Linked DNA regions of Homo sapiens: region 2 is linked to region 1. The links are chromatin contacts, found by Hi-C in ENCODE. All regions are on one chromosome and are shown on one strand. The core of a region is the stretch at or near the end of the contact, and the rest is flanking DNA. Distances in the headings are between cores, read along the strand shown. Region 1 holds the start of LINC01091 (long intergenic non-protein coding RNA 1091). Region 2 overlaps LINC01091 (long intergenic non-protein coding RNA 1091).

Region 1 (3,818 bases), core at 136-2,635:
GTCTTGGGTGGGATGGCAGAGGTTTATGACTTCAGATGAGAAACAGGCAGGAACAGATTATATTCTTATGCCAAGTTTCTCTCTTTATTGCCATGGAAGCAAGAAGAGCAATGCAGAACATGGAAAGCTTTGCTAGAGCAGTGTTTCACTCAGACTTTCTGCAAGACATCAGGAGCTGCTCGAGATTTTGCAAACACATTTATGGGAAAATCATGGCTATAGAAAAGCTCCTAAAATTAAAACAGAGCTGGAAAAGAATAAAGATCATTGCATTTGTCTTTAAACTCAGAAGCAGAACCCCTGGGATTTAGCATTGTATAACAACACTGGAAACATTATTAACATTAATAAATAAACATCTGGATTGACTTGCAGTCTAAATTTAAGTGTCCTAAATATTTTGGCTCAATTATAACTATACTGCTTTTTTCTAAATTCTCAAATGTTTCTTCTGTCCTTAGCTTATATTTCATTTTCTTCTAACTCTTTTAACTCGAATCTTTAAATGGACCTTGTTGTATAAATGTTTAAGCACCAAATGTCTATATAAGGATATGGAATTGATATTGATTTCAGATTTCATATTTGTACAATCTGGGTTCTTTACATACTTATAGGCTTTTAATTGGAATTACATAATCACACCATTTGTTTATCTTTATTTCATATAATGCTTTCTGTTATATATAATTTCAAGAGTGCCAAAATTTACCAACAAAGTTTTAGTTGAGCTAAAATTAAACCTGCATGCTATTATGAAGCTATCTGTTATTTCCATTTTTAAATATAAAATTAGCCAGAGTTAGCCCAGTTTGGGATAGTATTAGGGAGAACCCATAAAATATGGTGACATAAACCACATTATGCCATAATCATGGCCAAGTTTCACTTGAATTCTCAAATGTATTCAAAAAGCAAGAGTAAAGGTCAGCAAAACACATCTTCACCAAGAAAAGTGCAGTAAAACGAATGCCAAATTAAATGGGCCAGCTACAGAGAATTCTACCCATAAACACAATGCTTATACTTAATCTGTTTCTCACCACCTTCATTTGAGAACGCTGGTCTCAGGTCCCTGGGCTGCTGTTCCTGCCTTGAGCTTTTTTGTCGTTGCAAGCCACGGGGTTGCTATGCAAAGTCCCAACGCATGGAACCAGAGTTAATCATTCACAGGCCTTTTTGCCTGAAATAAGATGCTTTTCATTTCCCTTGGCTTATGTGAATAATGAAAAAAGAAAACAAACAAAGGAGATAACTGCACAATGTTAAAAGATAATCCCTTAGCATAACTATTGTCTAGAAGGCTGAGCACCGTAGTCAGGCAAAAATCCAGTCTGCATTCAGTGACTACACTGACATTTATTTATAAGAGATTATGCCGTGACAGAGCTTCAAGTCATTTAGAAATGCTCCCATTCCCCAAGGCCTTCGTTATATTTATATGCAGGAGCCCATATTATTTTTCCTGGTGTTATGGCAACAAGGATTTCAGTGTTTACAGAGCTATCAAGTTCTGACAAGCCAAGCCGGGGACTTTGCATCACTGGCTTGCATTAAAATGGAGCGCAGGACCTGGAGAGCTGAGCTGAAGCTCAGCTGTCTGAACAACTAATACCTGAGCAGAAGAGGGTTAGGAAGCAGGCAAACGGTGCTAATCAACTCACAGAGCCACTTTCCCCCAAGGGAATTTGCCCTCATGATCCTGCGGTTTAAGAAATATATTACAAAATACGCTGAACCTAGGAAGTCATATTAAACTCAAAAGAAAAACAAAACCCAAATTCCTACTACAATTTTGTACTCTGCGTGGATGTTTTAAAGCTGTGTTGAGTATCGTACATTAGAGTCCTTTATTAGGCCTCTGGAGTAGAGAAAGGGGAAATGAAAATGCAGTGGGTGAAGAAAGGGCAGAACAAATACTCTCTCTGTGCCCACCTTTGGTTTTTAACTACACAATGGAGATCAGCCCAGCTTACGTTCACACCTAATTTAACCACTGCCCAGGGCCCAGTAGTTTCTAGCATACTCCAGCTCTGAAGCTAATTACTGCAGGAAGCTGGTTATGAAAATGTCCCAGAAATATCTGTATCTCACAGACAAAATTATTTTGAGAACTTGCCACCTGCTCCACGAAAATAAATATATGGAAGCAGGACCTTGCGCTCCATGGTTTTCTACATTGAAGTTGTTTTCTGGAGTTGGCCCAAACTCCTCCATATTCTCTGACTAGAGACAGAGCTAGAAATCATTTAAAAAAAAAAAAAAGTCCTTCCAAACATACTCTTTGGACATCTTGGTTCTAGATGGAGCAGGAAATAAAAGCCACAAGCTTAACCTCTGATACAATAAGCTACCACCTTCCAGTTCTAGATTTGGGCCTGGGAAATAATCAAGTCAGAGTAAAATGAAACAAGGAGTTCTAACCACATTTCTTTTTCTTCTTTTTCTTTCTCTCTTTATTTTCTTTCCTTTATATATGTGTGTTCATAAGGGTATTGGTACTCATTTGGTTATAAAAGTGTCACACTGAATTGTAGAATGAACTTCACACACGTCTAAATCCTTTTCAGTTTTTTTGAGATAGGGTCTCCCATTGGCAGTGCAATCATGGCTCACTGCTGCCTCAACCTCCCAGGCTCAAGTGATCTTCCCATCTCAATCTCCCAGGTAACTAGGATTACAGGCAAATGCCACCATGCCTGGGTAATTTTTTGTATTTTTTTGTAGAGACAGGGTCTCACTATGTTGCCCAGGCTGGTCTAGAACTCCTGGGTTCAAGTGATATGCCTGCCTCAGCCTGGGATTACAGGCATGAGATACCACACCCAGCTAATTTTTTTTTTTAATTGAGGTTTTGTTCTGTTTTAAGGATAAATAGCAAGAAATATGCAGATTTCCTAATGCTTAAGGTGAACATTTCAACAAATAATGAACTGAGACTTGCCAGGTACCGTAGACATGTGGAAAAAAGTTTTATTTACACAGTATACACTTTTAAGTCATATAAAATAATTTTTAATGGCAGAAAAGGTAGTAACAATAATTACACTAAATGTCTCTGAATGTCTTTCTTAGTAAACTAGAGCTATATAAGAAAATAGCTAGAAATGGGTGAGTGTGATCTCCTGGATTTTCCCCTTGGAAAAGACCAGTATTGACAGGGCCGCTTCACAAGACTCACTGGGAAGCCTGGGAGAGGCACAGGTCTTTGTGGCCCAGATACACAGCAAGCCCATTCTCTCATTAGCAACAGTGACCACTGTTTACAATACCTGTTGCTATCAGAGACTTTACCTTTTTTTTTCTTAAGAGTTAATCTTGCTCATAGTTTGTCAGCTCTTTTGGGATCCTAGCACACAAACTAGATTATCTGCGGCTGCTCTTCCCAGCAGCCAGAGATTAAAGGATATCATTTAAAGTTGTGCTTTCGGTGTCTTTTTATTTCTTTTGGTCTGCTCACTTCAGTTTACCACACAGCAGCTGCCAAGGCAGCTGATGTTACCATCTTCATCACAATGGTCTTCATCATTATCATCAAGAGAAGAACTTATTACAAACGTAATTTCCCAGATATCTTTCCTATGTGCTCTCAAGAAAATTACATAAGCTTGGGTCTGACCACAAACTCTGTAAATTCATCATTCATTCATTCATCATGTATTTTTTAGCCTTTAACTGTGTATGGCACTGTACACTACACTAAGGATACAGTAATATACAAGGTAAACAAGGTCTTCATCCTGATTGAGGTAAAATTCTATGGGGAGACAGTCAAATACAAATAAATCAACAAGTAATACAAATGCTGGTGTCAAATT
Region 2 (3,915 bases), core at 543-3,042, 100 kb before region 1:
TGCAGTTCTGTCTCAGCAGAACCTTCACTGTCTAACCTTTTTCTGACGTCTAGTCATTGCCATTTCCTAGCCTACATCTGTTGATTTCGTTAGTGATGCTATAAGAGGACCTTTCTATGATTTTTCCTACTTCAGCTAAGCCCACTTCAGGAGCCCACAGACATAGGAGCCACACTGAGAAACCTATTCTCTTTTTACATACTTTGTGGTAGTCATCAGCAGATTACTTTTTCTCCCAAGTCCTCCCATTTCTGATATTAAATTTCTGAGGCCTGTACCCTTTCTCCAGTTACTTTTTTTTTTTTTTTTTTTTTTTTTTTGAGGCAGAGTCTCACTCTGTCGCCAGGCTGGAGTCTAGTGGCAGAATCTCAGCTCACTGCAACCTCCACCTCTCAGGTTGAAGCGATTCTCCTGCCTCAGCTTCCCAAATACTTGGGACTACAGGCATGCACCACCACACCCAGCTAATTTTTGTATTTTTAGTAGAGACGGGGTTTCACCATGTTGGCCAGCATGGTCTCGATCTCTTGACCTCGTGATCCGCCCACCTCAGCCTCCCAAAGTGCTGGGATTACTGGTGTGAGCCATCATGCCCGGCCTCAAATTACCTAAGTCTCAAGCCTGCAGCCATCTATCCACGTCTGCTGGACTACAGGCTGCTGCCTACATAAGGCCAACCCAGTCTCTACAGTGCTTTTTACAATAACCCACCATGAATTGCAGATGGAGCCCCAGCTCCTTCCATTGAGAGCAATGAGATGAGGAGAGGAAGAGGGCAATCTCTCAACAAGTCAAACATTACAGAGCTTTGAGAACGTTAAGAAGTCCAGCCTGCACTAGCACATTGTAATTTATTTTTTGCCTCATTCTGCCTACCTCAGACCTTCAACTCCTCACTTTTCACATATCTGGAGGCTAATCCCATGTGAGAAACACTTAGGAAAACAAGTGTGACAACTCTGCCTGAGTCCCAGAAAGAAAGCTCTCTCTGAAGGGGCCCTTCGGTTGTTTTCCCAGGTGACATGTTTAAGACTTGATCCCTGTTGTCTGAATTCCTTTCTCACCACACCCAAGGTCATTTTAATGAAAATTCCAAAGTCCAAGCCAAGAGGATAGAGTTGCTCTTAATCCTTCAGCAGTGCCGTCATTTGATCCCTAGACCCGCTGGGGTGATTATTGTGTGTCTGCAGAGCAGGGCTAAGCAGGCAGGAGGAGGAAGTGGCTGCCCCTGCAGGAGGCCTGTTTCTGGCCCTTGTTTCTGTGCTGGTGCTGCTGCTACCTCCCAATCCCTCCCACCACCCTTTCTCCCTAACATCTCAAGATAATGCTGATGCTCATGGCTGTTCTTCACCTTTTGCGGAAGTTCACTAATTCATTAACATTTTGTTAATATGATTCATTGTATTGACAAAGTTGAATCAGCAAGTTATTTAATTCCTGGTTTTTTTGCATGCTCAGAGGAGCTAAGGTTGTGTGTGGAACGTGCAATTATAATTCTTGACACCTTTACATCTGTGACTTAGCATTTCATCACAAGGTTTAAAACTTGTGTTGTAAAAGGAAATGGAAAATGTTAAGAAAAACTTGAGTGCTTTAAAAAAAATTCTTTAATTTGTTTTTATCTTCTCTCTAACTTCCTGAGTGATGAGAGAATGAAAGCGCTGACGACCAAATGTCTGGGATGTTTTGGGACCTCTCTGTCCCCTGGGCCAGATATGGGAACATTCTCCAGTGCTGCAAGGACTAATCATCAGGCTCTCTTGCTCCTCACTAATGACCAGGCAGAGCAGCAGCCCCTGCTTCCTGTCACGCTGAACTCTGGAGGCCACTGATTGCGGCCCGGCCAACCTGCCGCCAGCCTTCAGCAAACCTGCCAAAGTCATCTGTTTCGATATTTTCTTGCCTCTTGAGATTAAAGGGGTACATCCTTCCCCACACTGTCTGAAGAGAACAGAGGGGTACACTCTGCTTCAGGGTGTAAAATGGACTCCTTTCTTTTCAGACCCTGGAGGCAAACATGTCTAGGGAATAGCACTCTGACAGGAGAGACTTTACTTCTATTAAAATACTCAGGCTTAAAAAGACTAGAAGCTTTAAGAGAGTTTTGGAAATGGAAACTGTAAGTAAAGACAAGATTTGAGGCATGACCATCATAAATAATGTCTCTAACATGCTCTTTTTTTTTCACCAAATATAAGCGTGCTTAGGAAATATAAAAATGAATCTGATTATTTTTTTCATAGGAATGATACCACATCAACTTTTAGTCCCTACACCTATACCTCTTTCTCCTTCCCTTAACATCCGGAATTTTCTCTCACAGGCTCTGTTCAGCTCTACCGGGGAGACAGGAAGAGATTAGGTAATGATCTGCTGCTGAAACAGCTCCCATAGCCTGGTGGCATGTAGTTCCCCTTCTGTTCTTCAAGACTGGCTGTAGGGAGCATCCCTGGATTTTGACTCTCAAAAGGCATGGTTAAACAGAATAGGAGTCTACTTCAAGTTGCTATGGATGATGTGTTTGAACTTCTTGATTTATTAAGATGTATTCCTAACTTCCTTAAGAAACAAGTGAGAAATTTTAGCTATTATTCTAATTCCTGTGAAAAGAAAAGAAAGAAGAAAAACAATGTATTATTTAGAAGGCCTACCAAGAGCCCAAAAGCTCGTTATCCCAAAAGACAATCTATAAACTTCACTGCCTAGCCCTGGCCTGGATCTGCACATGTGCACACACAGACATGCAGAACAGTGAAGTCACTTCAACTATAGCACTGCTGCTATTTCAGGAAAGCCAAAATAATCCTCTTCGTATAATTGTTGGCACCCAAATAACCTCATAAATAATAACAATAAAATGTTTTAACATTCCTACAGTTTTCAAATCCCACATTAACTCATAGGGTCCTCCAAAAACCCTGTGAGATGTGATTTTACTTACCTCTTTTTACAGAGAGGGACCTGAGGTTCAAGAAGGTACAGAAAATAAGAAAATGCAGCAGGGAGCAGAACCCAGGGCTTCTGACTCTGAATCCACAGTCAGATTCTAGTCTTGCATCTGTGATTACTCAACGGCCTGGTATACATTGGATATTGAATCTAAGTCTTTGATTCCTTTATTGCAAAAAGGATGAGAAGGAGAAGGAAGTAGACAAAGGTTGGACCAGTTGATATTTAAAGACTGTTAGTTTCCACAGTTCCATAAATCCAAAAGCCTTTTTAGGATATTTGAGTGGCCATGGCCTCTTCTCTGATTTCTTGAGAGCAATCAATAACGGCTTTTAGCCTCTTCTTTGTGTAAGGGAGAAGTCAACTGAAGTTACAGTGACCTTGAGATTTCCATCAAATCAGCAAATGCACATCTAATAAGAAGGCTGTTGCTCTTCTGAAAATCTCTGCAAATCTGTGTGGTATATGCCCTACAGTCTACATCAAGTTTTCTGTACCCACTGAAATCTAGACTTTAGCCTCAAGCAGCTGCTATTTTCACTCTTCCAATGAGGACTCTGATGTACCTGTGTCCCCTCTTTCCTCTACCCTACAAAGAACACTCAAGGAAGGCATTGGAGTATCTATTTAGCAGATTATACTGAAGTTTTTTCAGCAAGGGAGGTGGCATCAGAGCCCTTTACATTAATATTCATTTTGACACTTCTTAAAAGTACTCTACCACCCCAGCCCACATGGCTTTCTCATTGGCTGGCACGTCTCTAGAAACCCTTTGCCTGCTGTCCTGCTGCTCAGACCTTCCAGCACCACCATATGCAGGGGAGGAGGGAATGGAAGCCTAACCTTTTTTATTTAAAGGCAATAACAAGGAAACTTTCTAAATAAAAAGCCATCATCTCCAGCCATAGGAGCTTTCCTCCTCTAGGGGCAGAAATAGCTGTAATCAGTTGTGTTTTTAAATAGATT

What was found. Hi-C counts contacts between places; a loop is a spot of excess contacts on that map.
Region 2: a loop to region 1 is called in a map of astrocyte of the cerebellum, with 5 times the contacts of the local background. The contact joins the enhancer-like site here to the promoter of LINC01091 in region 1. A Hi-C loop is called at or near these places in 1 of 168 maps with a recorded cell type or tissue (astrocyte of the cerebellum).

The regions. Positions count from the first base shown.
Region 1 is chr4:123,647,558-123,651,375 of GRCh38, reverse strand. It overlaps LINC01091 (long intergenic non-protein coding RNA 1091), which reads right to left and starts at 1,385. Exons shown (of 6, transcript NR_027105.3): 1 at 1,047-1,385.
Region 2 is chr4:123,747,453-123,751,367 of GRCh38, reverse strand. The region is part of intron 3 of LINC01091 (long intergenic non-protein coding RNA 1091); the gene reads right to left. Among named protein-coding and RNA genes, the nearest start is that of LINC01091, 99 kb to the right of the region's middle. RefSeq lists enhancers at 585-1,168, 1,169-1,752, 1,753-2,338. Within about 2 kb of position 1,792, at least 6 of the 41 ENCODE cell types and tissues checked have a DNase peak (open chromatin) inside an H3K27ac peak, as active enhancers do.